Regions from separate parts of the Homo sapiens genome. Here all the other regions are linked to region 1. A link is a loop called in an ENCODE intact Hi-C map of the cell type or tissue named here. Cell type or tissue: heart right ventricle. All regions are shown on one strand. Each heading gives the region's core, and the rest is flanking DNA. Links, peaks and the distances in the headings are about the cores only. Region 1 overlaps LY86-AS1 (LY86 antisense RNA 1). Region 2 has its middle 51 kb from the start of NRN1. Region 3 overlaps LYRM4 (LYR motif containing 4). Region 4 overlaps NRN1 (neuritin 1). Region 5 overlaps F13A1 (coagulation factor XIII A chain).

The links. Hi-C counts contacts between places; a loop is a spot of excess contacts. Peaks named below come from ENCODE experiments on the same cell type or tissue, not always from the same donor. Only the 100,000 strongest peaks of a DNase experiment are listed, where the experiment ranks them.
Region 2: it touches region 1 in a loop (11-fold over the local background); 85 of 110 quality-filtered maps call a loop at or near these places.
Region 3: a loop joins it to region 1, with 8 times the contacts of the local background. A loop is called at or near these places in 51 of 110 quality-filtered maps.
Region 4: a loop joins it to region 1, with 4 times the contacts of the local background. A loop is called at or near these places in 6 of 110 quality-filtered maps.
Region 5: a loop joins it to region 1, with 2.3 times the contacts of the local background. A loop is called at or near these places in 19 of 110 quality-filtered maps.

What each region holds. Positions count from the first base shown.
Region 1 is chr6:6,543,674-6,549,724 of GRCh38, reverse strand. The region is part of intron 3 of LY86-AS1 (LY86 antisense RNA 1); the gene reads left to right. Among named protein-coding and RNA genes, the nearest start is that of LY86, 42 kb to the left of the region's middle. RefSeq lists enhancers at 2,393-2,442, 2,533-2,582, 2,663-2,722. In heart right ventricle, for the core only: a CTCF peak has its summit at 2,481 (motif pointing right); DNase peaks (open chromatin) are centred at 1,974, 2,484 and 3,184; H3K4me3 peaks cover 1,197 bases; H3K27ac peaks cover 1,358 bases; H3K27me3 peaks cover 1,030 bases.
Region 2 is chr6:6,054,412-6,060,462 of GRCh38, reverse strand. No RefSeq gene overlaps it. Among named protein-coding and RNA genes, the nearest start is that of NRN1, 51 kb to the right of the region's middle. In heart right ventricle, for the core only: CTCF peaks have their summits at 2,630 and 2,832 (motif pointing left); no DNase peak of the experiment used is centred there; H3K27me3 peaks cover 1,359 bases.
Region 3 is chr6:5,140,335-5,146,385 of GRCh38, reverse strand. The region is part of intron 2 of LYRM4 (LYR motif containing 4); the gene reads left to right. The region is part of intron 3 of LYRM4-AS1 (LYRM4 antisense RNA 1); the gene reads right to left. Among named protein-coding and RNA genes, the nearest start is that of MIR3691, 5.0 kb to the left of the region's middle. In heart right ventricle, for the core only: CTCF peaks have their summits at 2,375 and 2,579 (motif pointing left); a DNase peak (open chromatin) is centred at 2,575.
Region 4 is chr6:5,992,926-5,998,976 of GRCh38, reverse strand. NRN1 (neuritin 1) reads left to right here. Exons shown (of 3, transcript NM_016588.3): 3 at 1-978. The coding sequence ends at 1. LOC105374898 (a long non-coding RNA gene) reads right to left here. Exons shown (of 2, transcript XR_926413.4): 1 at 3,212-6,051; 2 at 886-1,161. Among named protein-coding and RNA genes, the nearest start is that of NRN1, 11 kb to the left of the region's middle. RefSeq lists enhancers at 1-269, 1-1,126. In heart right ventricle, for the core only: a CTCF peak has its summit at 2,742; DNase peaks (open chromatin) are centred at 1,390, 2,000 and 2,616; H3K4me3 peaks cover 3,263 bases; H3K27ac peaks cover 3,404 bases; H3K27me3 peaks cover 5,000 bases.
Region 5 is chr6:6,313,529-6,318,528 of GRCh38, reverse strand. All of the region lies in intron 2 of F13A1 (coagulation factor XIII A chain), which reads left to right. The region is part of intron 1 of LOC124901253 (a long non-coding RNA gene); the gene reads right to left. Among named protein-coding and RNA genes, the nearest start is that of F13A1, 4.6 kb to the left of the region's middle. In heart right ventricle, for the core only: a CTCF peak has its summit at 2,681; DNase peaks (open chromatin) are centred at 618 and 2,688; H3K4me3 peaks cover 786 bases; H3K27ac peaks cover 1,243 bases.

The DNA of each region.
Region 1 (6,051 bases), core at 397-5,396:
TCCTCGCCTTCCACCCACTTTAAAACAGCCTGCAAGGCAGTGTGTGACCTATGGCTTTAACTCTGATGAGGAGGATTCCTCATGGCATGGGTTGCTGAGAACCCTGAATCACAAGGTATAAAGCAGGGACCGAAGGACTGTGCCCACTGCAGCAACCCCCCGCTGGGTTTAATGCTCTCCTGTTGCCACCCTGAAATTTTTAAAGACTTTTTACGGGGTCTTGCTCTGTCATCTAGGCTGGAGTGCAGTGACATGATGTCTTATACCTCATCTGGCTGAGACTCACTAGAGAAGGTCACTAGTTAGAACTAGAGAAGGGGCTGGGCACAGTGGCTCAGGCCAGCACTTTGGGAGGCTGAGGCAGGAGGATTGTTTTGAGACCAGGCTGGGCAACACAGTGAGACATTTTCTCTACAAGATAAAAATTAAAAAAATTATCTGGGCGTGGTGACACGTCCCTGTAGTCTCAGTTATTCAGGAGGCTGAGGTGGTAGGATCGTTGAAGTCCAGGAGTTCAAGGCTGCAATGAGCTAGAATTGAACAGAGTGAGACCCTGTTTCTAAAAAAAATTAATAAAGAACTAGAAAAGGTTCACTGCAGCCTTAACTCGTGGGCTCAAACAATCCTTCCCAGTAGCTGAGACTACAGACATGAGCCACCATGCCCGGCTAATTTTTTTTTTTTTTTTTTTTTTTTTTAGAGACAGGGTCTCACTATGTTGCCCAGGCTGGTCTTGAACTCCTGGACTTAAGCCATCCTCCCGCCTCAAGCCAGTCTCCCAAGTAGCTGGAATTACAGGTGCATTGCACTGACCCCAGCTTCTTCAAGATAGAGTCTCCCTCTGTCACCAGACTGGAGTGCAGTGGTGCGATCTCAGCTCACTGCAACCTCTGCCTCCTGGGTTCAAGTGAATCGCCTGCCTCAGCCTCTGGAGTAGCTGGGACTACAGGCGCATCCTACCACGCCCAGCTCATTTTTTGTATTTTTAATAGAGACGGTGTTTCATCATGTTGGCCAGGATGGTCTCGATCTCTTGACCTTGTGATCCATCCGCCTCGGCCTCCCAAAGTGCTGGAATTACAGGTGTGAGCCACCACGCCCAGCCAAAATTCTTAGAGAACTCCACATCATCATTTTTCACTGAGTCTCTCAAATTACGTAGCTGACTTGGCCTCTTGGGCTAATGTTGTAGTTTTCCTTCTTTCTAAAAATTGCCCTTTTGCCTTTTTATTGTACTTTCTGGAAGGCTTCACTAAATTTCTATTCTAACTCTTCTCTTGAAACTTTCATTGTTGCTATCATATTTTTTAATTTCTAATAGGATTTTTCCACCTCCTGAATATTCCTTTTCTTGTGGCATCCTTTTTTCATGTGTGCAATATTTTTTATTCATTCTTCTGAGAATGTTAATGATAGTTTCTTGAAGTTTCCTTTTGCTTCTATTTTGAGTTTTTTTTTCCTGCTTTGTTTGGGCTTCATATTTTATGTTAGAGATAAAAGCAGATGCATTTGGTTTGGAAAGACAAAGGATTTTTCCCTGTTGAAGTAACGTAGAATGAAAAAATAAGGTGATACAAACATTTTAAGGGCAAAAGAGGCAACATTGAGGAAACTCACATGAGGCCAACTTCAACTCTGTAAAGTAGAAGTTGTTTCTCAAATTGTGAGATACTGTAAGGGCAAGAGCTAAAAATTGGAAGGAAACATTTGGAATATCTGCAATGCAGGAATCAACAAATGCTGAAAACTGAGTTGCAGTGAGGGCTCATCTGAAGTCCCACAGCCTAAATTTGCAGCTGGTCCAATTGGCATAGTTTGGTGACATTCTCTAGTTAGTCTTGGCCAGATGGGGTAAAGACAGAAAAGCAACTGCAGGGTGCTGGGCAAGTCAAGGTAAGAGGCAAAGAGTAGAGAGACAGCTGAGGGGTCCGAGGTGCTGGAGCGCCCTGGCGGGAGGCCAGCCACAGGCTGCGGTAGTAAGGGAATAAAAGGACGTCTGAGGGACAGAGGGGCAACTCTGGTGAGGATCAGTGTCCCGGGAATTTTTCAGGCAGTGTGGAGTCTGCTTTCAGTCCTGAAGGAATGCATGAGCTGGTGGAGGCCATGACAGCATAGGAATGTAAAACAGTTCCACATCCTCTTGGAATCAAGAGGCATGCATTCACATCCTGTCTTGGTGGGACCTGGTAAAGTCAGGTAGTCAGGCTGGGAGTCAAAGAGATTGGATTTTTTATGTCCTATGTCTCCCTAGCTTCAAATCCACCCTCTCTAGAATAGATTGCAAAAAGGGGAATTTCCATTACAGCATATAGCATTCGTCCTATGAAGAAACCCCCTCGCTCAGTGACTTACACGAAAAACTGGGGTATAAAACACCCATAACATCTGGCCTGCTGCAGAGCTGGCTTCAGGAACAATTGTGGACCATTACATCACTCTCTCCGGTCTGCAGGCATTGGCGGGTACATGCGGATCATAACCACCAGATGGCGCTGTTGGCCTAAGCTCGAGCACAGTCCACAGCCTGGAGGTCCTGGGAAAGCCTGACCTGAATCTAAAACTTCTCTAAACTCCCTAATTTGATTCAAAAGCAAAACAGTAGAATACTTCTGCACATCCCAGCGAGGTCAGAGTATAGCATCTGCGTGGCCCGTAGGCAAGTCATCGGTGGTTATTTAAAGCCCGAGTTTAAGAAAATGACTTCACAATGCAGAGAAACTGGGGAGCCGGCGCTGGTCCCTCAGTCCCCGACATGGAACGCTCCTGCACCCGCAGCGGAGTGGCTGGCAGCGCCGCATGGAGGTGGCGAGCTCCAGGTCTCACGCAGCGTCTGTCTGTGCAGTGCCCAGATGGCAGGGGCTGTAGAGGCCTCTAGAAACCTGCGGCTCGGCTGCATTTCTCCAACCTGCCATCCGCCCTCACCACCCCAGCTCCAGGCCGCCGCACTTGCTGGCTCTGGCCACCGCCAAAGCCCTAGGGACGGTGCACTCTGGCTGCGCGGTGGCCGCGGGAGCCGGTGGCAAGGGACTAGGTCCTAGGGGGAGAGACTTATTTAGTCTCGCAGGGCCGGCCTCTTTGCATACTCTAGGGGCCCCGGGAGCTCAGCGTGTGCTTCCCACGGTTGTTTTCGAGAATAATGTGGCTTTCAGCCAGGCCAAGCCCCTCGCGGCTGGGCGGTGCGTGAGTTCCCAGGTGCGCGCTTCAGGATCGGAGGCGCCCGCCGGAGCAGGGCGTGCTGGATTCCAACAGTACGTGCTAAGCACAAAGGCCTGAGCCCGAGTGCCGGGGCCTCCATCTCGGTGGACTCCAGTCTCGTGGCCCACTTCCCACGTGCGCCCGGCTCAGGCGCGCGGCTCTCCCGGCGGGCGGGTGCACGGCCTCCCCTCCGCGGCTGCGGCTGCGGTTGCGGTGGCTTCACTGCGGCTGGTTCCTGCCAGGTCATCTGCTTTGCGCCCATCTAGGCCGCGGACAGGCGGAGGCTGATTAATTTTTCATGGCGATTCACCCGGCTGTTCATCCGAAGGCAGCTTCTGGGGCGGGAGCTGTTAAGGACCCGACTGTGCCAGGGGCTGCTCTTCCTCCGGCCGCACTAATTACTGACCTGGGAGGGAGACTCGGGTTTTTCTCCCCAGTGAGCTGTTTTTTTGCCTTTTGGCGTCTTTTGATTTCCCAAGCAAAGCTGGGGGCTGGGAATTCAAGGATGAGGGCCAGGAAAGGCTGAGGGAGGAAGGGCGCCTGTTCAGTTTAATCTTATTTGTGGAAAGCCCCCCCACCCCCAGCTCAGCCTGGAGAAGGAGCTTGGGGATGGTCACATCCTTGTCCCAGGAGCTCGCGGGCTCCTGGGGAGATGGGACTCGCAGAGTGGGGGTGAAAGAGTTGATTGACAGTGTGGGAATGTATGTACCAAGGGCCAGTGTAGTGGGACCCAGTGTAGAGGAGTCGGGGCTCCAAGAACGAGCCAGTGGAGTGAGCGAGGAAAGGTAGTGAAGGAAAATGAAACGAACCGCCGGGTGCGGTGGCTCACGCCTGTAATCCCAACACTTTGGGAGGCTGAGGCGGGTGGATCATTTGAGCTCAGGAGCTGGAGACCAGCCTGGCCAAGGTGGTGAGACCTCATCTCTACTAAAAATACAAGAAGTAGCCGGGCGTGGTTTTGGAGTGGGGGAGGACACTGGGCTCCCAGGGGAACCTGGTGTGAATGTTCCAGGTGTGCTCCTTAACCACCCACACACAGGTGGGCCATATTTCTGGGACTGGTGTTTTAAAGTTTCCCCTTCCCTCCTCCATTACATAAAAATTTGAAAATTTACAGATATGTATAGAGAAATCGCTATGCAGAGGAAAACACTGGGATTTTTGTGTGTGTGTGTGGAGGGAGGGGAGTTCTATCCAGGTGTTTTCCATGTGGATAATTTTTACCTAATTGTATGTTATACATGTACGGCGTACGTAGTGTTATGTTAAACATTGTGTGTTTAGGCATTTAGAAAATATGATTTTTCATTATGAAACTAGTAGATGTTCTTCTCAATTTTTGGAAAATAAGGAAATATATGAAAACAAAAATTAAATATTACCCGGATTCTAAATACATAATAATCCTTTTGGTATGTTTCCTTAAACTATTTTTTTCCTGTGGGTGTTTAATTTAGTTGAGACCATATGCTATTTGCTAATTTCTAAACATGGTCAGTATAGAAACATCGTTAGATAGAAGGCTAAATGAGAGAGGTTTCTTCTTTTTTTTTTTTTGAGACAGTCTCACTCTGTCACCCAGGCTGGAGTGCAATGGTGCGATCTGGGCTCACTGCAACCTCTGCCCCTCCGCCTCCTGGGTTCAAGCAATTCTTCTGCCCCTGCCTCCTGAGTAGCTGGGATTACAGGTGCCCACCACCACGCCTGGCTAATTTTTGTATTTTTAGTAGAGACGGGGTTTCACCATGTTGGTCAGGCTGGTCTCGAACTCCTGACCTCGTGATCTGCCCATCTCAGCCTCCTGAGAGAGGTTTCTTAATCTCAGTGCTTCCCAGGGCTCCATGACACAATGTCTCCCTCTGCACCACTTCACCCCAACACTTGTGGAAGAGCCAGGGAGGGCTTGGAAGAAACACTCTAAAACCACCTCCCAAACCCCTCCTCACAAATAATCCCTGCACCCAGCTGCCCACTGGCCCCTGCCCTCTGGTTGTGGCAAGGGCTTGGGAGCTGTGGGATCCCTTCTCAGCCACCTCTGCAGAACATCCGTGCAGACATTGTTTTGTATATGATCTCAGTCTTTTTAGTGTATTGTTTGAAACGTTAATTTAATTAATGTCCAATTAATTTAATTTAATTTTCACAAAGGAACAAAGGTAGGGCCCACATTGGAGTTATCCTCTGAATCATCGAGTGCAAAAAGAATATGGCTGGCTGGGCTCAGTGGCTCATGCCTGTAATCCCAGCACTTTGGGAGGATCACCTGAGGTCAGGAGTTCGAGACCAGCCTGGCCAACATGGTGAAACCCCGTCTCTACTAAAAATAAAAATACAAAATTAGCTGGTGTATGCCTGTAATCCTAGCTACTTGCGAGGCTGAGGCAGGAGAATTGCTTGAACCTGAAAGGCACAGGTTGCTGTGAGCTGAGATGGCGCCATTGCACTCCAGCCTGGGCAACAAGAGCAAAACTCTGTCTCCGGGGGGGAAAAAAAAAAGAATATGGAACCACATCTACAGAATTTTGAGGATAAAGTGTTTGTGAACCAAACATTTTTGTTCTATGTCAAATTATCTTTCACATTTAAAGCGAAGAGAAAACATGTTCATTATATAAGAAAAATGCCACCTAGTACATTTTTTGAAAAAAACAAAAACAAAAACAAAACCTCAAAAAACTTAAAGGGGATTTCCATTTCTGGCTGTGAGGGAGTATTTTGTACCAGAATAACCCTCCTGCTGAAGAACTGTGAAAACCAAACCAAATAAAATGTAATAGAGTAGTCTGAGAACATCAAAGAGCAGCCAAGGTTGCTGGAATCCAAGGGCCAAGATGTTCGAAAGGAGACAAGTGCATT
Region 2 (6,051 bases), core at 544-5,543, 490 kb after region 1:
CTTCCATACACGTTTATAGCGCACAATTTGCAATTGCAAAAAATATGGAAACAGCCTAAAAATCTCATCAATCAACAAGTGGATAAAGAAAATGTGATATATATGTACCATGGAATACTACTCAGCCAGAAATACGAATGAAATAATGGCATTTGCAGCAACCTGGATAGAATTGGAGACTATTATTCTAAGTGATGTAACTTAGGAATGGAAAACCAAACATCATATGTTCTCACTCACATGTGGTCGCTAAGCTGTGAGGACGTAAAGGCATAAGAATGCTACGTTGGACTTTAGGGAATTGGGGGAAAGGGTGGGGGGTGGTGAAGGATAAAAGAGTACATATTGGGTACAGGGTACACTGCTTGGGTGATGGGTGCACGAAAATCTCAGAAATCACCACTAAAGAACTTATTGATGTAACCAAACACCACCTGTTCCCAAAAACCTATGGAAAGAAAAAAATTTAAAACAAAAAAACCTTTCATCCCCAACAGCCAAATGTAATGGAGGGACCTTGTTTGAATTCTGACTACTACCCCCATAAAAATTAAACTTTTATTAAAAAACAAATAATAAATGATACAAAGAAAATGTTAATTTTGTTAGGTGCAAATAATGGCATTGCAGACATAAGAAAGTTAATATTTTTAAAAGGTGCATACTGAAGTATGTAAAGATGAACTGGCATGAGAAATGGGATTTGCTTTAAAATATTTCAGCAAAAAAAATGAAGGGATAGAAACAAGTATTGCAAAATTGTGATACTTGTTAAATCTGGGTGACCAGAATATGAAGGTTTATTCTATCACTCTATTTTTGTGTGTGTTTGAAATTTTTCATAGTAATTTTCTTTAATTCCAACCCCACTTCTCTTCCAAGAAGCGTCTCAGTTGCCATTTAATCAGATGTCAATAGATTCCCAGACAAGGCTTGCTTACCTAGGTTAAGTTCCATTCATCTCCTTGTCTAGCCTAGCCAAGACCCAACACAAAAAAATAACATTTAAACAAACACACTGCTCCCTAAATCTTTGCTTACCTTATTATGATAAGTTTACTGAGGAGTAATTCATGAGGTACATTGATTGTTTTTCAGAAAGGTAAAACCAGGTGCATTCCATCCAGTGACAGACAAGGTGCCATTTTCACCACACCTTTGCCAATGTGGGTTTGTCATTTCTTTTTATAAAACCTCTTATAGGTGCAGTGCAGAAAGATAAACAGGATTCAACTTGTCCCAACCAAGGGGAAAGGATGTCCAAGACAGCAGAACAGCCTCAGCAAGGCACAGAGGTGGGAAAATGTGTGATTTATTTAGTTCTATGTGACCAATTCATTCATTTAATACATATTTGCCCAGAGCCTCTATAATTAAAATAATTTAGTGAGATTAGCAGTTAAAGATGTGTTAGTAGCTAATTGAGCCTTTCTTCCTGATAAAGTAAGAAGAAATGAAGGGGAATTGCTTTTTTTTAAAAAAAAGGTAACATGAAAGGAGGCATGAAAATGATTCTTCTGCAGACTTTCTGGACTATCTGCAATCTTGTGGAGGCCAGCCTCCATCTTCTCCCCTACTTCCAGGCCTTCAACACTGCACTCTGATTACCAAAACTTTAGAACTATATCGAGACCGATGACATCCAACACGTTCCTTTTATCTTGTTACCCTTTCAAAAAGTGTCATGGTTTAAAGCCCTTAGTGCAGCAGCAGATTCTCTAACAGGAATTAATAAGCTCTTCTAGAAGAATTAAAAAAGCAAGCTCCCTTTTAATAGAGGCAGAGAAGGACGCATTCACTTTCCAGTTGGGCTGAATTTCCAAAAACTTCAATAATTAGATCCCATTCTCCACAAGTCATCATGTTTATCATGGGGAGAGTAATGCCTGTTCCAGGTTAATTGGACAGAAACGATGTTCCTCTTCTGTAGTCACTGTAGTCAAATTATCCCTGCATTGCAAAGCCTTATTGCTCTGTGTTAGGTTTAAAGCCGGATTTCTCAACTCTAACTGCTTTGCTGTGTTTAATACTCGGGTTGCTCCGATTTGCTCGTCTGCGGGCGTACTTGAACATGAAGGATTGGGAAGGAGGAACAGCAAGCAATCACCGAGGCCAGGAGCCCGAGCCAGGGCGGGAAGGGGTTTTCCCACAGCAACATCGCACTAGGAGGCTTTCTAGAGGGCGGTTTGAAATCCACGGACCTCGTGGGGAGCTGAAGCAGGACCTCCGCGCGCAGGAGCAGGTTTCCGGGCACTACACACCCAGGCTCATGGTAGGCGCCCGCAGCCCAGGACGCTGAAACTCCAGCCCCACGCCGCGAGCTGACCTTCCTGGGCGACGCCAGCTGGGTGCTTGGGGCAGGCACAACGGAAAACAACTTAAAATCAGAATTCTGGATTCTGGGATTTGAGCTATCAAAGTCATTTTCAAGAAATTCATATTCTTCCTAGAGAGGGGAAAATGCAGTAATACCCCCTTAAAAGCCAGAGTCTTCAAAAATGTTGCTTTTTCAATGTTGCTTTTCAAAAAAATAACCCCTGCTTTGCTTATTCCACACGTGTGTTGATACAGACGGATAAATATATAACAATGGATACTTGATTCACATGTAAGTGCGCTATCACACATAATCTCTCATCGTTTCGGATTATTACAATCTCTCATCCTTTGAGGAAGATAAAAGGTAAATTTCCAAAGGAGTTTTAAATAGGCAAATGGGCTATACGGCGTTATAGTAATATATTGTAATATAGGGCATGTATAATACTATGTAATACACAGACAAATGTATGCATAAGGACAGAGATACAGTGCCCTCTACTGGATCAAAGTGAACTTGATGAACCTTGCCTTTGAAAGAGTTAGTTTAACAGCCCTTCAAGAGGCTATCAACACCAGAATATAAGCCTTAAAGCTAGATGATTCTTCACATCAGGTGATTCTTCTTTGGTTTGCACTAGCAGCAAGCAAAACGCTCTTACGTTGTTTTCCAATCATCCATGTTTAACAGGATTATTCAAACTGACTCCACAAATATTCTATCAGTAAAGGGACATTTGACTGATGAATTTGTTGGAGCCATCTAAGCAATCCAGACTCCGCAGTTCCCAAACTGAAAACAAACTTTCTGCATTGTGTGCTATCTGAGCGAATCAGATGTAATTTTAAAAAACAGACAGACAGGAGTTCAAGCATAGTATCCATGCTCAAAAAGTTGAGCAATTCAAGACATTAGGCAAATTGAGAAGTATTGTTTTAAAAGCAGCATGACAGCGATGACTTAAATAATACAGAAATTATCATCCTGAATAATTTGTTCTTAAGTAATACAAAAACTCCATACGAAATACACATATGCTCCTAAATAAGCTGGTAAACAAAGCTCTATGTGGATTCCCAAAATTTTGGAATAGGGATTCTGTGGTATAGAAAATGATGATTTTAAATGATAGGAAAAGGCAATTTAAAAATATTAATAGTTTCTAAAACTCCACCCACTTCAGTGTAATGGGTATGTGCCACTGAGGGACAGCTGGACACCTGGAAAATGGCTACCATTGCACTGTAAGAGTCCTCTCCGCGTAGCACTAAAAATGTCAGTGTTTCATTTTACTAAGGAGACTTTGCCTTTCCCTTGTGTTGATCTGCATCTCATCTCCTGGCCACTAAGTACAAAGACCCACTATGTTAACCTTCCACACATTTTCAGAAACCGGACAGAGCTTATTATAGAAGTGCCGACACAGCCAAAGTAAGCCAGTTGGGAAATCAGATGCCTGTCTCCTTGATGCAGGAAATTCAAAGAGAAGATGTCAGGTTGATCGCAATCTCATCCCAACCTCTGCTGCAAAGAAGCATGGAAGAGGAATTTTCTAGAGCCTCTCAGCCATCCCTATAATTAGCATGGAAATTTGTGAATCATTCCTGGCAGAAGAAACATGGCTGGAGGTGAGGCCCACCCCCTCTGTCCGGGTTTCCCAGGGGAGGCTCAGGTAGTAATATGGTACATTTTCGCTCTACAGCTCAACCATTGTGTGAAAATGTTGACTCTCCCACGGAGCTCACTCCTGTCCAAGGTAGAATACAGTGAGGAAAGGCCACCAAGCCCTCCCTGGGCAGCGGTTCTCACAGCGTAGTAAATACGGGGGCCCCCTATGAGCTGTGGAAAATCTGGAGTCCACACCTGCTCCTGAAATTCTGGTTCAGCGGGTCTGGGAAAGAGCCCAAGAATCTGCATTTTAACAAGCCGCTAGCATCATCTGGTGCAGATGATCCATGGACCACACTTTAGAAACTGCCTGAAGAAGTGAAGAAGCATATTTGGCCAAATACTCTGACATCTTAAGACCTTCTCTTTATGAGCATCCATCTTCTAATGAGATCCTCATGGAATAAAAACTCCTTTGTACTGATTTCTGTCCTTGCCTAAATAGTATTATAATGAACGTAGCTATAACTTTGAAATTCAACCAGATGACAGGATACAGGACCTTCTGCCAGTGCAGACACCCCCAGGACACTTTGTGATCCCAGGCTAGCCCCTGCCATGCTTTTTATTTTCTCCATTGCTCTAGGATTGGATTTTCTGCTCCTGTCTTAAACGGACCTTCATTGATTCTTTGTGGCCAGACTCTTCTCCCTGCAGCACTGCAGAATATGCAGTCTCATTGCTTTCCCACACCTAGCCTGTCTCAAGAAGTGCACAAGACATTTGAGGGTTTCCTTGAAGCTTTATTATAAACAATGAGGAAGAGACAAGAGGAAAATAAATATGAACAGATAATTAAAGAGAAATATCACAGTCTTATGCAAAAGTTACTCCCAAATTCCAGTTTCCCTTTTAGCAGCTATGGACTCTATAGTAATAATGCCTATTTTATTGATTCTCTCCATGTTTATTTTCTTCCTTCTTTCCTTCCTTTCTTTTTCTTCCCTCTCTTTCTCCCTCACACAGACTTGCACTGGGCATAACACATAGTGGGCCTGATGGTAGAATCCACAAACAGTCAGCAGTGAGTTAAAGTTCTACAAAGCACCAAAGAATGGAGGCTTCCAGGTGAGATTTCACTAAGAGCTAGTATTAGAAGAGTCTGGGAGAAGAGTAGATTGAGCACATTGTGGGGAAAATGAATTCCCAACAGCAGAGAGAACCGCCACATACAAACCACGAGAAATCAAACATGTCACATTCTGGGAACCCAGTAGTTCAGCAGAGTTGGAACACAGAGTGCATTGGAAAATGCTGGAAATTACACTGGAATGGTAGGTCGGGTCAGCTCCTGAAGGGCCACATGGACTCCAGTAATGAGTGGGGATTTAGACGATAAACCATATGACTTTTCATAGCCTACACAGTTGGCACTTTTATAAATCTAATAATTTAAGGTCCATGCAAATGAGGGAGGAGGCAGGGTTAGTAATAACCATTACAGGATAGGAGGCATAAACCTGGGCTGTCTTGGGAGAAAGCAGATGACCACTCTATCCATAGGGTGTTGAGGCTTGGGTGATGAGGTTCCTTGATTCATATCTTCCTCCTCTTGGCGAGAAAGTCTTCATGTTAAGGATTTCATCCACTTTGGCAGCTAAATACCATCGGGAAAAATACTTCAGGGCAAAACCCTGAAGCGCTGTCTTCGAGTTCTTTTTTTCTTCACAAGGAAAGGCTCTCCTAGGCATTTTCTTGATTTAAAAGATAATAGCTTCTTGAATAGAAGGTTGGAATCTTTCAATATATGATTGATGATACTGACCGCTATGTGACTTCCTTAATCCATACTTTTAAAATTCTTCTATAGTGAACGAGAGCTTGAGTCCCTACATGATTTTAAAGATGCAAGGTATGTGACTTCTTAAATATGAAGAATGCCTTATGTGTTTTGAAAATTGGCTGCATTTTATATTAAAACAGAGTTCTTCAATAGTCTGCATTATCTTGGGAATCTAATAGTACTCACCTATTGCTATCAATATCATCATGACAGTCTGACTCCTAAATTAATTTAAGGAGCCAGTAAGAGGGATGGGTCAGTTCTCGGATCTGCTTCCCTT
Region 3 (6,051 bases), core at 578-5,577, 1.4 Mb after region 1:
AAGGTAACAATACCCCCTCAGAAGATAACATGCGAGCAAGATGGAAGCACAGACCTGGCACAGGCCCATTCTTTACTCTGAGTCAAGTCTAGTCTCCTTAGGGACAGGGCATCAATAAGGGACCCCTCAGCACCTTGCACGATTCATTTAGTTCTCAGGAATTCATTTGCTAGGACTGAATACGGGAAACATGCTACTAAACTGCCCCTGAACTCACAGGCTTGTGATGTGTGGTGGATGAGACACAGCCCGTGCTGAGGCAGGCAGGTCTGAATCCAGTGCCAGAAGCACCATGTGCCATGAGGTGGCATTCGAATATTTGGAGCAATGAAGCGATCTCATTGAATGTATATATATGCTAGAGGAATTGCAATCATGAGAAAAATTAATTGCAGAGTTGATCGTAGAGGCATAGTGTCCAGGCAGAAACCTAATCCAAGCAAGAGATCATTTGACGGCTGAGGGAAGAGAGAGCCAAGGGGAATGGAGTGGAATGGAATGGAATGCAGGAACTCTAGAGGGGATTTAAAGGCTGAATATGCTGGTTTGCGGGCTTGAGTTAGGAGCCCACCTCTAGCAGTCAATATTACTAGAGCATTGGTGGTGAAGCCGTGGGTGTAAATAAGACCACGTGAAGTGGGCGTATATTAAAGACATATTGGTGACCTTTCTGATGTTTTCTACCATTTCATATTAATAGGCATGAGGATCGAAAATAGGAAATGATTTTTCTTTTCTCCTCCCTGGCAGCCTTCTCTGCTGTGATGTTTTTTCCTCATAAGGCTGGGGTCCTATTGCTTTCCCTTCTGATGAAGCTTTTTTATTACTTGGTGGGTAGAGGGCCTTAGGTGTGGCAGAGAAATTCCGCAGCCTCGCCCTCGCCGTCATAGTGATGAAGAGCGTTGACTCCGGAGTCACCAAGGGAAATTAAGCACATGTTTTATTAATCTTTATGAACCTCAGTTTCCTCTCCTGCAAAATGAGAACAATACTGGTGCCGACTTCGCAGCACTGTTTGCAGCGTGAGGGCGATAAGGCACTTACACAGGCGCGTGCCCCCCACATGGAAATGCCTGGAGATGCTGCCGGCTCCTCCACTCACCGAAACTGCACTTTCTCTCCTTTGTTCTAAATGAGAAACCAGGTGTGGGGAGCAAATGGGAGAAAGGGGCAGGAGAAGCTTGCCTCAGATTCCAACTCATATGACCTGTCAGTGACTAAAGACGGAATGCCAACACATGGATTGTGTGTGTGAAATGCCAGGTTGGTGTTTTCCACAGGGATGTGCCCGTTGTTCTCTGCTTTCTGTGGAATTCTCTTCCAGCGCCAGGCCTGGAGATGGGGCCTGCCCTTTTACCTCTCAAATATGTTCCCAGGGAAGAGTGTGTCCTTCTCCGGGAGCCACCCCATCACACTGACTCTCACTTTGGGCTCATTGCTAGAAACTCTGTGGCCTGCGCCTGCTTCCCATGTCGCGTCAAAGCGTCTCAGCACAGACCTAAAGGAGACCTCAGAGGTCACCCAGCGTGGCCTCGCAGAAACACCTGCGGGAAGGGATTACGGAGGTTTGCAGGGAAGGCCGGGCAGCCCGGGAGTGAGCGCCGCACTGCAGCTCCCAGACACATGCAGCTCCTGCTCCCAGGCAGGAACAAAGTGATTTCCCAGCTCCTGGGGCCATGGGTAGCTAACTGATTAAATACCCGGTTTGGAAAATTCACCTGACGTATTTCTTTTTTTTTTTTTTTTTTTTTTTTTTTTTTTGAGACGGAGTCTCGCTGTGTCGCCCAGGCTGGAGTGCAGTGGCGTGATCTCGGCTCACCTCCCAGGTTCACGCCATTCTCCTGCCTCAGCCTCCCAAGTAGCTGGGACTGCGGGCGCCCACCGCCATGCCCGGCTAATTTTTTGTGTTTTTAGTAGAGACGGGGATTCACCATGTTAGCCAGGATGGTCTCGATCTCCTGAGCTTGTGATCTGCCCGCCTCAGCCTCCCAAAGTGCTGGAATTACAGGCTTCAGCCACCGCACCCGGCCTCACCTGACATATTTCTTACACGTAAGCCACTTCTTTTTCTTGTCCAAACTGAGGCTAGCCCTCACCCAAGACTTGCCTGTATCTCAGTGCAGGTAGCTGAGCAAGGCACAGCCGCCAGGAGGAAGTCGGGGAACAGCAGCCGGAGCCTGGGGAAGCCCTGCACAAGTTGGCCTTGAGGAAACCACCTGACAGACGTTTGCTCTTCCTCACAGAGCTGGTGAGCATTCTGACTATGTGGTCACATCAGATCAGATCGCTCTCACCTCTCTAAGCATTTCTTTTTCTGGAGTATGAAGCAGCTATTCAGGGAGGAAAGCAATTTGATGTCAGGGGCTTCTTTGAGCCTTGGGAATTAGACCTCAGAAGCTTAGAATTGGAGCTCAGCTGCTGGTGGAAGATATACTGTGAATGTTTTATTCAGTAATGCATATATAACATTGAGCAGAATCCAAATACATAAATCACTTATACAATAGCTGTGAAGAGCCACCTTCCAGCACTTGAGAACCCGGCAGCCAGTGGCTCACAAAGGCCTCTGTCGCCATCTGCTGGCCGCATGCTTTCTCATGCTGTTAATTCTTGCTCTGGTATTTTTTGTTCCCGCAGCCTTTGGCACTCAGGTTCTTCTGCTGTAAAATTTGCCTCCATCAGAGCTGTATTGCCTTGTGTTTTTGAGGCTTGCAGAAGAGACCCTTAGCACTCCTTAAAATTCTGGCAGGACAGAGAAAACAAGATGGAGAGAGATGACAAAGCCGATTTCTTCCTCCTGGCTTTTTTTTAACCAGTTCTGTGCACTATCAGGCCCTCTGAGCTTAGGCCTATGCCAGCCACATCTCAAGGCCAAGGACACAATACTCGGTTTGTCTTTATAATAGGTCCTGTTATTGTGTCTGTCAACCTCCCGATGTCTGTATCACAGTCACCAATATATTACGCTAAGGAAATAGGAATTATTCACATTGCCAGTAAAACTTGCCCATGTATAAGCACAGACTCACACAGTTATGGGCCTGAAGACCATCCCCAGTGGCGAAACTGTGCCCCAGAGGTTGCCATAAGTCACTGGAGCCAGAAGGCATATTTGATCCCCTGTGTAAGATTGGCCACCGTACCCTGAATGACAGTGGTGTGCTGACTCACACAGAAGATCCGCTTGTGGTGCAGGCTTGGCCTCCTCAATGTGGCCACAGGCCCTAGAGCGCTAACAGATGTCACTTATCGGGATCACCCCTGAGGCATTGTGAACAGGAAGTGGCATCACTGATCTCCCACCAGCTCTGAACCAATACATGTGGCATCCCAACTTCCGGAGAGGCTGGACAGAGCATATCCGGAATGCAGCCACGTGGGGAGTCAGAGTAGGGCAAGGATATAGGAGTGCTGATGAAAACTGAAAACACAGGGGACCGGCCCGCGATGCGGCCTCCTGGGAGACATCTGCATGAGGCCAGCAGGCCAAGGGTCCATGGCTGGGGATGGCTGCGCTCTCCTTAGGGAAAGGCATTCCAGAAACTGAAGTTACGAGGCAGCGTAGGGAAAGCATCCTGGGCTCTTCAAATCTGGGCATGGCTGTGAGTCCCAAAGCGTTGTCAGTTTACACCATCTCCTAATGCAAGGGCTAAGTCATTAGGGAAAAAATCATGTTTCAGGTTTTAAGGGGAAAAAATGAAAAGGTGCATGGCCTTTACCTGTAAACAGTAGAAGGGGGTGGGGAATGGTTGAATGGTAGAAATGAAAATCAAGAAATCTAGCAATGGCTGGTGATTTAAGGACCTTGTATATCAGTTATTGCTGCACAGTAAGTCATCCCCCAAAACTTAGTGGCTTCAAAGAACAATCTTCATTTATTGCCACATCCCACTTCTATAGGTCAAGAATTCAGACAGGGCATGGCGAGGGGGGCTTGTGTTGCTCCACAGTGATTGAACCTCAGCTGGAAGATTGGAAAGCTGGGGGCAGGAATCATCTTTTACTTAGCTGTCTGGAGGTTGATGCTAGTTGTGAGCCAGGAGTCTGGCCAGGGTGTCAGCCAGAACATAGCACATATGGCCTCACTGTAACCTGGGCTTCCTCACAACATGGCGGCTGGGTTCCAAAGGCAAGAGTCCCAGCAGAGAGAGCCACACAGAAGCCATATTTTCTCTACGGCATAGCCTCAGGAGTTGTACAGCGTCACCTCCACTGTCAAGGTTATAGAACCTGTCCAGGTTCACATAGAGAGAACACAAACCCCTTCACTCAGTAGAGGAGGGTCCATTCATTGTAATACAATCATTGGAAAACACCATCTGCCACACCGGTTTCCTTATCACCTGTACCCGCATCCCCCCCGACACATGCACAGAAACAGGGCAGCCTGTCACAGACCCTCAGCGATCATGGCATGGGTTTGTGCTGGGTAAATAGGTGCGTTTGTGGGTCAGCTCTGCTTCTGGTTTGTAGTTTGACCTGGTCTTAACCTCTCTGGATCTCAGTTTCTTCTTCTGGGAAACAAAAAGGCTGAGCTCCAAACCCAGTCATTGGAAACTTTAACGTTTTCTCTTAACCTTTTTTATACCCTCATGCCTATTCCTCAGTGGTAGTGAGGGTCACGGTTCAGTTTGGTGGGGGGGTAAAAGTTTGGAAAAGCCTCCCTCAAAAGCTCTAGAATCCCTTCCAGCTCTGACCTCCGTGAGTGTTGAGATGCTGGTCATGCTCTTTGGCTTTTTGGGATTTTACTTTCCTGCTCTGTAAAATGAAGGGTCTACTAAATTATCAGTTAAACTTTTTCCAGCTGTCATGTTTGATGTTAGTATGCGTTTTGATATAATGAGGTTCCTTCATCCACACCAGTACTGTTCCGCTACGGTGGACATGTGCGTTGGCAGAAGAAATCCTGTATTTACAAGTTCCTGCCCAGGCTATTGAAGAGGCTCTTCCTTTCTGTGGAATGATAGAAGCTTGAGTGGCTTTTGCAGCAGGGACCTGAGAAATCAGCCTACTCTCCACTTTACAGAGAGAAAACTGATGCGCAGAGAAGCCGAGTGATTGCCAAGGACAGAGGGCGAGTTATTGATAAATCAGGCTACAGTCCTGTGACCTAAGGCAGTGTACTTTACTGTTGTGACCTCATCCTCTTAATAGAAAATATGTGAGCATGAGGACCCTGAGACATACCACCCCCATCTCTCCCATCTGCATTATTCCTATGAAGGGCCAGTACCCTCAACAGTGCCATCTTCTTTTTATTTCCACAAATGTGATAAATGCTCAACTTTTGTGAAAGTATAGTTTTTCAAACATGAAAACTAGATTAAAAAGCTGAACATCCAGAATAATTATAACCATAAGGTAGTGGTAGTCATGATCACACACAGAGGCTCTTGGTCTGATTTCTACAGAGAGAAACAATGCTTGAATACTTGTAGAACTGGACACCTGAACAACAAGTTGGAAGGCTTTTAAATCCATTTGGTTGGTTATTTAGGAGGTGGAAGTGGCATAAGGAAGGCAGTACTGCTCACAGTCTAGGAAAAAGGAAAGTCTACGTTTTGGTTTCAGTTCGTGTTACCTCTTTTATTTTTCATAGTGGCAAAATATACGTAACATAAAGTTTACCTTCTTAACCATTTTTCAGCATGTATGTTACATTTTTAACATGCTTTTGTTGAATGGTTAAGAATCTAGGAAATGATAAGCCTTACATGTTCCCAAGTGCAGATCAAGTTGAAGCACAAATTGACTTTCCCGAGCCCAACTCCAGGTTCCAGAAACGGGATCCTCAGCCACACACTGTGCATACCTGTAATGCACTTAAGTACTTTCTACTTGTAAAGTACAGAGAGCACATCATAGTTTGTCTAAACCTTTGTGTTGGTGTCCTTCAACGCCACAGCCTTATGTACTTTGGAAATACTCATTATACAGGTTTAAATGTTCCTTCCTCCAAACAGATTTTTTCAATCTTTTCAAATTTTAGTTAAGCTTTATTTTTTTTTAAGTATTGTTAAAAGACAAACCTTAGACAAAGTAAATTTAACC
Region 4 (6,051 bases), core at 1-5,000, 550 kb after region 1:
AGCGTGGGGCCAGCTCCCCCCGCGCGCCCACCCACACTCACTCCATGCTCCCGGAAATCGAGAGGAAGATCCATTAGTTCTTTGGGGACGTTGTGATTCTCTGTGATGCTGAAAACACTCATATAGGATTGTGGGAAATCCTGATTCTCTTTTTTATTTCGTTTGATTTCTTGTGTTTTATTTGCCAAATGTTACCAATCAGTGAGCAAGCAAGCACAGCCAAAATCGGACCTCAGCTTTAGTCCGTCTTCACACACAAATAAGAAAACGGCAAACCCACCCCATTTTTTAATTTTATTATTATTAATTTTTTTTGTTGGCAAAAGAATCTCAGGAACGGCCCTGGGCCACCTACTATATTAATCATGCTAGTAACATGAAAAATGATGGGCTCCTCCTAATAGGAAGGCGAGGAGAGGAGAAGGCCAGGGGAATGAATTCAAGAGAGATGTCCACGGACGAAACATACGGTGAATAATTCACGCTCACGTCGTTCTTCCACAGTATCTTGTTTTGATCATTTCCACTGCACATTTCTCCTCAAGAAAAGCGAAAGGACAGACTGTTGGCTTTGTGTTTGGAGGATAGGAGGGAGAGAGGGAAGGGGCTGAGGAAATCTCTGGGGTAAGAGTAAAGGCTTCCAGAAGACATGCTGCTATGGTCACTGAGGGGTTAGCTTTATCTGCTGTTGTTGATGCATCCGTCCAAGTTCACTGCCTTTATTTTCCCTCCTCCCTCTTGTTTTAGCTGTTACACACACAGTAATACCTGAATATCCAACGGTATAGATCACAAGGGGGGGATGTTAAATGTTAATCTAAAATATAGCTAAAAAAAGATTTTGACATAAAAGAGCCTTGATTTTAAAAAAAAAAGAGAGAGAGATGTAATTTAAAAAGTTTATTATAAATTAAATTCAGCAAAAAAAGATTTGCTACAAAGTATAGAGAAGTATAAAATAAAAGTTATTGTTTGAAATGGGGGTGTCGTTTGTTTCCTACCCCAACCTGCTTTCTTGACCCAGTTCTCAGGGAACCTGAAGGGACACAGGATGCCGGTGATAAGCTCACCTCTTCAGGAAGCCGCTTCAAGCAGACCTGCCACCTTCAAGCAGACCCTCCTCACTTAAGCCACTTGGCCACTTCCCCGAAACCGTGCTTCCTTAAAAAAGAGAAAATGAAAGTTGTTTTTAAATTAATTACAAAGCAGAGATTCTTTCTGTTTGAGATTTAGAGGAACTGGGCTTGCTCGCACAGGCAGACAATGCCAGTGGCCGGCCGTCTGCCCCCGCCTCAGGCGGGCCGGAGCCCTAACCACGATCCTCGCAGGCTCGGCCTAACCACGATTCGCCTCTTCCTGTGCGGTGGCCAGAGGCAGCTTGCGAAGGAACCGCCATTAAGGGCTCCAGCAGAGGGGCCGAGAGGCTGTGTTCCCTGGCAGGGATCAGGTGAATCCTTTCATAATTAATAAGACAGCTCAGCTGAAATGGCGAGGAGACGGGCCCTATTGATCTGGCAGTGGGGCTGATTCCACCTCTCCTATTTATAGGCCCCGCATGGCCTTAAAGAGAAGTAAACATTCCGGAGTAAATGGGCAGAGGCGACCCGGGTCCGGGGACTGCAGGCCTGGAGTAGGCGGGGGAGAAAGAACTGCATGCAGGTCTCTGGGTTCAGAGAAATCGAAATCTGATTTCTTGGAGAAGGTGGCTGTGGGAGGAAGCTGCGGGGGCCCCGGGGGGGGGGGACGGGGGAAGGGAGGAGGATGGAGAGAGACCAAGGGGGCTGCAGCAGGTTCCCGCACGAAGCCCGCCGCCCGCTGCGGGGAGGGTGGGCCCGGGCTCTGAAATGCAATGTGTAAACAATTGCTAGTGTAACAGTTCATAAATCAAACCCAGTGAGTCGCAGCCCAATCTGCATTCCCCCCACGGATTGAATTCCAGCAACACATGCGTCCCTGCGCCCGGAGCGCTGGAAGCTGCACGGATTCTTAATGGCAGCATATATTACGGCCGCGCGTTCACGCACGCGCCGCTCGGGGCCACTCCGGGGAATCGTTTCGCCCGCTAACTCCCACCCAGTCCCCTCCTCCCGACGGAGGTCTCAGTCAAAACCCGGGTTCTCAGTCAAAACCAAAGCAGATCCGCGCTACCTGCGCGGGGTGGTCACCCACCAGCAAACGCTCGGGGTTTTGGAAAATAGTTGCATTTTGTTGGTTTCGTTTCAATGGTTATTTTCGGTCTGCGTATAAATAGGATGATTCTAACTGGAGTTCAACCCCTGGAATTCAAATTAGAATGTCTGTGCCTATCTTAAATACGAATCTATTTAACAAGGAGGAGAACCAGGATAAAGAGGGAGGGTCTTCTCCATTTTTGCCATCGTAGCACGCCGCCTCCTATCAGTATCTTTTCCTCTACATATTGGGGGCAAACAAGTGCTCACAACTAAGCCCATTGCTTGTCAAAATAAAAGGCAGGCGCCCTTCTGCTCCGACTGTGGAGAGAAGGGAAACCCCCCCACGACCCACAGAGGACGCCCCTCCCCTAGCAGCGCGGGCTTCCTACTCGGAAATCAATGTCCTGGAAGATCTAGGAAGAGGCAGGCTAAGGGCGGGGCAGAAGGGGCGAGGGGGCGGGGACTGGGAGCGCGGGCTGGTCTGCTCTCCTAACAGGGTTCTTCTCTAGGAACCCCTGGCTCCTACTGCTGTTCCAACTGCTTCCCAGACGGGGCCGCCCTAGAGGAAGGGCGCCCTCTCCCCTCTCTCAGCCCCTCCACGCGCTTCCAAGCCCCCACGCCACGGAGTCCCAGATCGCCCTGGGAATCTCCAAACCTTATCGTCCTGTCTGGGGCTCCCTTGTCTGTCCCAAGCCGAGGACCACGCTCACGTGAGCACGGAGATATCCCTGGGAACGCAGGGCCGCGAGTCTTGGAAACGCAGGCTTCCGCAACTGGAGCGTTAGAGAACGTTTCTTCTTGTGGTGATTGTTTAGATTATTATCGCGCCGTCTTCGGCTATAATTTGCCGTTTAATCATGATGACATCTCCATATGTTGGTTGATGTTACCGGTTTTAAGCAGCAAAGCTGCTAGCCTCGTTGGCAGTTCAGGGAGATGACATTAACCAGGGCGAGCATGCCCCACTGATGAGATGGTGGGAGTATTGGGAGTGGGACGGAGTGGGCTTCAGGCACAGAGGACATCGTCATACCTACCTCCTCCCCACGTCGGAGTAGCCTCTCCGTATCTTCCCACAGCCCGTGGCTCTTCAAGTGGCCCACTCAGGCTGGCTTCGAGCCTTTGAGGAGCTGTTGGGATTAGAGAAGGACCTCCTTTATCACATCCTCTGTCCTAGTAAGTTCAAGACAAGGTAGTTCACTTGAGTACCGTGTCTGACAATCCTTATTATGAACATGTCAGGCCAGTTCCAGAGCCCTGCCTGGGCCCGAGGAACTCCAGGGCCCGTGGGAAAGGAAATCGGACGGAGGGAGGAAACTGGCACGAGAAAAAGGACTCGAGCGTGGAAAATGGGGGACACGGGGAGAAACGAGGGGGAAAAAGATCCGGAAGTAGGGTTAGAAGGGAAGAAAGGTGGGCGATCACCTGAAACACAAAAGGAGATGATGGAGAAGCTTGGAGACGCAGATAGAGCTCTGGGCAAGAGCTAAGGGACAAAGATGACCTTGGGACTTATTTTCATTCAGAACCCCCAGAGAAGAAAAGGCGCACAAGAACCTTGACACAAATTCTCCTTCTGCGGACGCAGAGATCTTTCCACTGTAATCAGTACCCCCAGAGGGCCAGGGCCGCCGGGAACCTGGCGTCTTGGTGCTGGACGGACCGAGGCAGGAGCGCCAGCCCCGAGCCTTCTCCCGGAGCCCACCCCAGGAAATCCGATGAGTCAGCCAAAGATGGAGCCAGAGATTTCCCCCTTGCCGAATTCTCCCTCAAATATCAGGAAGGTATTCAACCATTATCTCCCCGCCACCCCCACTTTTCCCTACAATACACGAGCTCTAGCTTTCACGCTGGCCGTCCATCCTCTGGAGCTGTCTACCGCCCCGACCCAGGGGCACGCGAGGGAAGGATCCCTAGCCACTCAGAACACCTACCAGGGGAAATCAAAGCGTTGGTCTCCTCCCCATCACCGCCCCCCGCTCCCCTCCCAGACGTGAAAACGAAGTGGTGAGCTGGGGGTGGGGGGTAGGAACGGAAAGGAGCGGCTGAGGACGCCAGCTTAGGGCTCCGGAAGACACCGCACCCCCCACCCCGCCCACACCTCCACACCCGGTCCCAAATCATCGTACCTCCCTAGGCTAAGGAGTCTAGCAACTTTGTAATCTTGTAGCTTGTGGTTCCCCCACCAACCCCTCCACTACCCAAGAGAAGAACAGTGTAGAGAAAGCACCCCCTGCAGGGCCCTTTTGGAGGTTAACTCTTGGGCAGCCTCGGCCCCCAAACCCGAATGCCGGCGGGAGAAGAGTTAGCCCAAACCCTGCCCAGCCCCAGGAGAGGAACCTCAGCTTGGCCCCACCGAACTCCGGCCATCCCGGCAGGCGCACGGAGAAGGCCCTTTCTCCCCACTCCACCCCCACCGGGTGAGGGGAGGAGAGTGTAACATTTGCGCCCAGAGTTGCGCCCTGGAAGGACGCAGCCTTTAGTGTGGCTTCCAAGAGCCAGGACTTCGGAGCCGGAACACTCCTGTTCCCACCTGCATGACCATGGGCGGGATACTGAACCCCGCTATACCTCAGTTTCCTCCTCTGTAAAATAACGATAATAATACTTACCTCATAGGATTGTACCTTGTATCAAATGAGACAGTATAGGTAAAGCTCTTTCGGACAACATGCCAGTTACCTCGTGCTAGGTAGTACTAATTTAATTTCCTCAGGTGGATCTCACCGAATTCTTCAAAATAACCTTGAGAACCTCATTCTTTTAATATTTTGGGAGCAGTTATTCTTTATGGTAAAGCGTTTTAAATTCCTCTTACTGCAGGCTACTACCCAGTGATCCATCATCCTCTCTGGCCTTCTCAAAGGATGTTCTAGATAAGCTCCTTGAGTTCAAATAGCCAGGTCGCTCAACAATGTGTGCACCCCCAGACTCTACTCCACCCCATCCCCCTCAGTGCCCAGGCCAGACCCCTGGCTTTTGCTTTCTGCAAACCCCCAACTAGAGTGGCCAGGTTCTCCCAGCATGGGATTTCTCCTGTATCTTCCTTGACAACTTCTCTTCCCTGCCCCCGCTCACTCCCACCATTTATCTTAAATTCCTCTCCCAACATTGAAAAATGTAATGAAGTTATTGTAAACAATGAAGCAATTCAAGAGTACAGAGAGGGAAGAAAACATCCTCCCTCCACTAATAAATGGTAGCAGGTTGACGTGTGTTCTTCCATGCCTTTCCCCGTGCTGTTACACACATATACACACATACATATATGGAGGTTGGCTTTGGGTTTCGCTTTGTTTCATTTCTGCAAAATTGTAATATGTATTTCTCTGCAACCAAATTCCTCAAGAGCAATAGTTAAATATCTCCTTTTAAATGGTGACATAATTCCTTCTATTGATGAATATTTAAGTTTTTCAAGGTTTTTTGTACTGTATAAGTATTGTGTTCATAAATATTCCTGTTCAAACAACGTTATGTACTAGTATTTTAATTTCTTCAATACAATAGGCTTGATCAAAGTTGGATTGCTGGGCAGAAAGGTATGTATGTGTGCTTTTCATTTGAGAAGATGTTTGTTTACTTTCCCAAAGGATGTAGAGATTCCCTGCATCCTTATCAACACTGTATGCTAACACTTTTTGCCTTTTTTGTCAACCCAGTAAGTAACCTTGCTGCTCTGGAAGGTCAGGCTTTCCCACCATCTGCATTAGATTCCTTGGGTCCCTCCCAGGCCCTGATCACCACCAGAGTGTCCTCCTGCACTGGTGGGGAAGGGTCAGCTGGACTTTGGGTTCCCCTCCCCAGGAGCAGTGGCAAGGGCTTCGCAGGGAGTGACTTTTGTGCAAAGTCAGGCATAACTAGTCCTGGAAGACCC
Region 5 (5,000 bases), core at 1-5,000, 230 kb after region 1:
GCATACCCCCCTTCCCCACCACTCTGGGTCCAGGCACAGCCGGGCCCTGGCCCCTCTTCCCTGCAGGTAAACATCCTCTGTCTCCACTGGGGTTCCCACAAAAGGAAGCCCCCTGCCAATCTCTGGTTTTATAAAGGAAGAAAGCAAAAGCTTTCTTTTAAGTGGTGAAAGCACCGAAGACCCAGAGCCTTGTCCCAGTTCTGCCCCTTACTGACCTTGTAACCTCAGAGAAGTTGCTTTGTCTTTCTGCCTCTCAACTATTTCCTCTACAAAACCAGAGTGCTGGATTAGCTAGGGCCTCTTCCAGCCCTACTGCTCAATGCTTTAGAGAATTTTCTCTAGCTGGAATATTCCACTTCCAAAATATTGTGGCTGTTTTGATTGTCTGGCTTGCACCTCCTTCCTTCTCCCTCCTCCCTCCTCCATCCATTGCTGTGAATTTCAGAGCCGGGGAGAAGTGCCAGACTCTGACAGTAATAGAGATAGAAGCCCTCTATTTCTCTCCAGAGCAGCCTGGTGAGCTGGCAAGGCAAGCTGCTTCCCCAGCCTCTTGCCTCTGCCTGATCCCTAGAAACCTGTTCCGGGTACAGCAGCCGGCAGCTGACCTCCTCTCAGCCCTGTCAGTGGTGACAAGGTCCAGGTGCCAGCACTGGTTTGGTGATACAGACATCATTCCCCTGGGCCATGGCAGGGACATTCAGACTCATGTCCCCGAGTGGCATTGAGCAGGGAGTCTTTTTTGTCAATAACATTCATGCACCAAAATCTAATTTTACTCCTAAGGGTGTTCTGTGCTGGGTTTCACTGGGGATAAACACCTATTTGCTGGGATAGGTGAGCATGGTCATGCTGGAGCTGTGTGGTCGATTCCCCTCATTAGAAGGAGACCAATGCCTGAAAGCCCAGATTGATGCAGCTCTCCATATAGCAAAGGGAAAGGGGAAGTGCAGTTTATCCAGCAAGCCAGACACTTGCCCAGGTGTTGTGGACTGGTGTCATTGTGTTACTGTCACACTAGATGATTTGATATCAAATAGTGAAATCAGGGAGGTATCCAGTACCATCCAAGTTTGGGAAAAGAAGTTCACAGAACAGAAGGGCATCTTCAGTCAGGTGGTAGAGTTTGAGGGGCTAAGACGAACTTGTAGTTCTGAAATCTGTCTCCCAGCTGGATGCCACTCTCTAAAACCCCACCTTGACAGCCACAGAACTGAGTTTAAGAGGACTTGCTAATCAATGAATCCTCATCCCCATGTTATATGTTAGGAAATAGAGGCTGAAGGTAAGCAGTTGATATTCACTGCTTACCCAGTCTACGAGTCTTTTTCTTTAAGAATGCAAATAAAATGCAAAAGCCTACAGATATCAAATTATTAAGCAGGTTGCCTTTGTGTATTCCATCTTCTAGCAAAATTCCCCTGTGGCCCAAAAGACTCTGGGCCCCCGGAAAGGGGGTGTAGGCACTGGAAGAAGTGGGCAGTAAGAACAGGAGGAGTAATGACACAACCGTCCTTGCCACGAGGAGTCAGGACACAGCCACCCTTGCCAGGATTGGGAAAAACGGGAACCTCTACAAAGGCAGTGCAGGGAAGCAGGGAAGCAGAGAGCAGAGGCAGAAGACCTGGCTTCCTGTTCCACATCTGCCACTTCTTGCTCACTCTGGGAAAGTCATATTGGTGCCCAAGCCTCAGTTTCTCCATCAGCAAAATGGAAGCAATGCCTACTTCACAGATTGTCGTGAGCATCTAGTGAGCAGTGTCTGTGATCAAGTCTGACCCACAGCACGTGACCAATAAGTGTTCATTGACTGGGAATGTGCAACTTATCATATCCCAGCAAGGTCAGGAAAGCACTCCAGGGAATACTTGTTCCTATGAGGAATATGTACGACCTGTAGCCCCCATAAATCTGACATCTGAACAAAATGCTGCTAGTAAGACATTAAAACTGTCAGAGAACATGTGCAGGTAGGCCAATTAAGAAAAATAAAATCTGGGATTACTGCTTTTGTTGATTTCTGGAGGCACAGGTGGGGAGCAGCATAACTGAATTACTCTGAAAAAATCAGTCATTATTTACTTGGCAGACATATGTGTCCACAACCCAAGTGACATTCTGGGATATCCATTAGAGGCACTGGCATAGGAATATGAATGTCCAGTGACTGTAGAATGAATGAACGAACAGTCAATCACTTGTGAATTGAATGACTCATAGCTCTAGTGGCATTATAATTTATTATTAATAACAAGCTACAGATTTCATACATATGCATTCATTTAATATTTTTCACAGACAAGATAAGTGTTACATGCTCTGGGGATACGGTTTCTGAAGCCCAGAATCATGACAGCAAGTCCCAGATGAGAAGGACAGGAAAAAAACTATATATATATATATATATATATATATATATATATATATATATATATATATATATATATATATATGCACACACACATAGCAGCACACAAACCATCTGAACAAGGAGGTCTATCTCCTGGTTACCTTTTGCATTTCAGATTTATATTTAATTGTTCTAAAAGCAGGTTTTCTGGCACTATATATCAAGTTTTCTCCAAGTCACTAAGGGACGAAATTTGCTAAGCGACTAAACCTTGGAAAGAACACTCATTTTTAAAATGCCATCTTCATGCAGTTCACCCAGTGGCCACTAGTGGCCTCTAAGAGGCCTTGTATCCGCGGTTACCAATCTGCGGATGATGACTTTGGCTCCAGGAACACCAGCCCCAAGTTAAACTCTTGTCTCCATTTTTTTCAGTGGCCACTCTTCCAGTTAGCAAGCTGCTCTTGTAATACTGACTGAGAAATGCAGAGAGGCAAGAAGAGGAAAAGGGGGGAAATGGCGGCTTTTTCATTTCTAATAGTTCTGTAGCAGTGAGTCCTGCCCATCACTGTGTGTGATATATACAGTGTTCTAAGGTATACTGAGTGTATATAACGCCCTTAAGTCATGGCTTTGGTAACATTTGGTTAAGAATTATTTTGGTAAAATCTGTATTTTAAAATGTATAAACTCATGTAAGTTTCCTCTCATACACACCATGATATTCAAGAAAAAAAAAATGAAATATTTGAGGTAGGCACGGAAATCCCAGAGGTGGGACCAGCCATTCAGTGGTAGCGTTTGACATCTTTGCATGATTTTAGGCATCTTTAATGTCACCCTTTGAATTCAGTTGTAGCCAGGAAAGGTACTGAGACGATCTCCTCAGATTTGGATTTGTATCAATTTCTAATAGACTGTTCTGCAGGCTTAGTTGGTGTTTCTGAAAAATCTCTCCACTGCCTTCCTGGTCTGAAAGGTTATGTGTAGCTGGAAATGTAATATTCCAGAAGAAACCTTATGTTGTTGGTCTGCTTTGGCTCTATATTGTTAACAATAGGCGACCATTTGTAGCAGTAATTGGAATCATTTAACAGTTCTATTGTATTGAATTAAAACTGGAAAGCAAGCCTGGCCCTATTTAAAAACTGGGTTCTAGTAGTTTTTCAGGCTAATGGGGTCTTATACCTTTCTAAGAATCTCCTCCATCCCACCACTCCTTGTCAGAATTAAATCAACCAATTAATGATAAACCTCCTCTTTGTGCAGAGTAAACCTCTCTGGATTGAAGGTTACTGAGAGACTAAGAGGCATTCAGTGTATGACTGAGAAATGCTATTGTCCAGCAGCAGTTCCTCCTTTCATTCAGTTCCTGGAAAAATATACACTGGTTTTCACATATGTGTCAGGAGCTGCTCCAGGCTGTCCCTTGGGACATGAAGTTGAGTAAGTTAGTCCCTGGCCTCAAGAAACTCTCAGTGTAGAAGACAAAATAAATAAAAGATCATTGCAATTCAGTGTAATAAAGACTGTGACTGTGATTTATGCAAATTGCAGTGAAATAACAGAAATCAATGTCTAGCGGTGTGGTGGAGTGGGGAAGAGGATGAGGAGGGCTTCCTGATGCAAGGATATTGGAGCCGAGACTTAGAGGATGAGTATGAGTGTTCCTGACAGGCAAGCGCATGGAAAAGTGTTTGCAGTAGAGGGAACAGTATATTGCAAGTGAGGAGGGACTAAAAGATGAAAGAGAAGATATAAGCCTGGGAAAAGATGGCAGGCATCACACCATACCAGGCCTTGGGGATCTTGCTTTCCTCCTGCAGATAATGCGGGACTTGAGAAGGATTCTAATTAGCAGAAATACATAATCAGAATTATGCTTTACAAAGTGGTAGGGAGGGCTGGGCACGGTGGCTCATGCTTGTAACCCCAGCACTTTGGGAGGCCGAGGTGGGCAGATCACCAGATCAGGAGTTCGAGACCAGCCTGGCCAACATGGTGAAACCCTGTCTCTACTAAAAATACAAAAATTAGCCTGGGGTGGTGGTTGGCGCCTGTAATCCCAGCTACTCGGGAGGCTGAGGCAGGAGAATCGCTTGAACCTGGGAGGTGGAGGTTGCAGTGAGCCGAGATTGTGCCATTGCACTCCAGCCTGGGCGATAAGACCAAGACTCCGTTTCAAAAAAAAAAAAGAGTAAGGAGAAAATGGAGAACAGGAGATATGTTTGGAAGCTGTAGAGATACTCCAGGCTAGAAGAGGAATAGACCAGAGGGGTTTTAGCCCCTGGAGGTATGGGGCTCATTTCTCTTGTTCCAGCTTCCTCTGAGCACCTGAGCAATCCTTCAACATTATAGGTTCCAGGATGTATTAATAACAACACTTTATAAATTAAGCCACTTAAGAAAATGCTTTTAATCATTCTAATTAAGGACATGTTAAAATTCTGGGTACCCAAAAGAAATGTGAGAAAGAGTTATTTTTCCTGTTTTTTTTTAAATAAATCAGTTTCTCATGGATAGCATTTATGCTTATAGTTCAATAACAATATTACCAAAAATTGCATGGAGAATTCAGTTCACTAGGGAATTCCTAGTATATAAACCTAAACATTTAACTTATTTCAAGATCCCATCTGTGACAGGTATAATC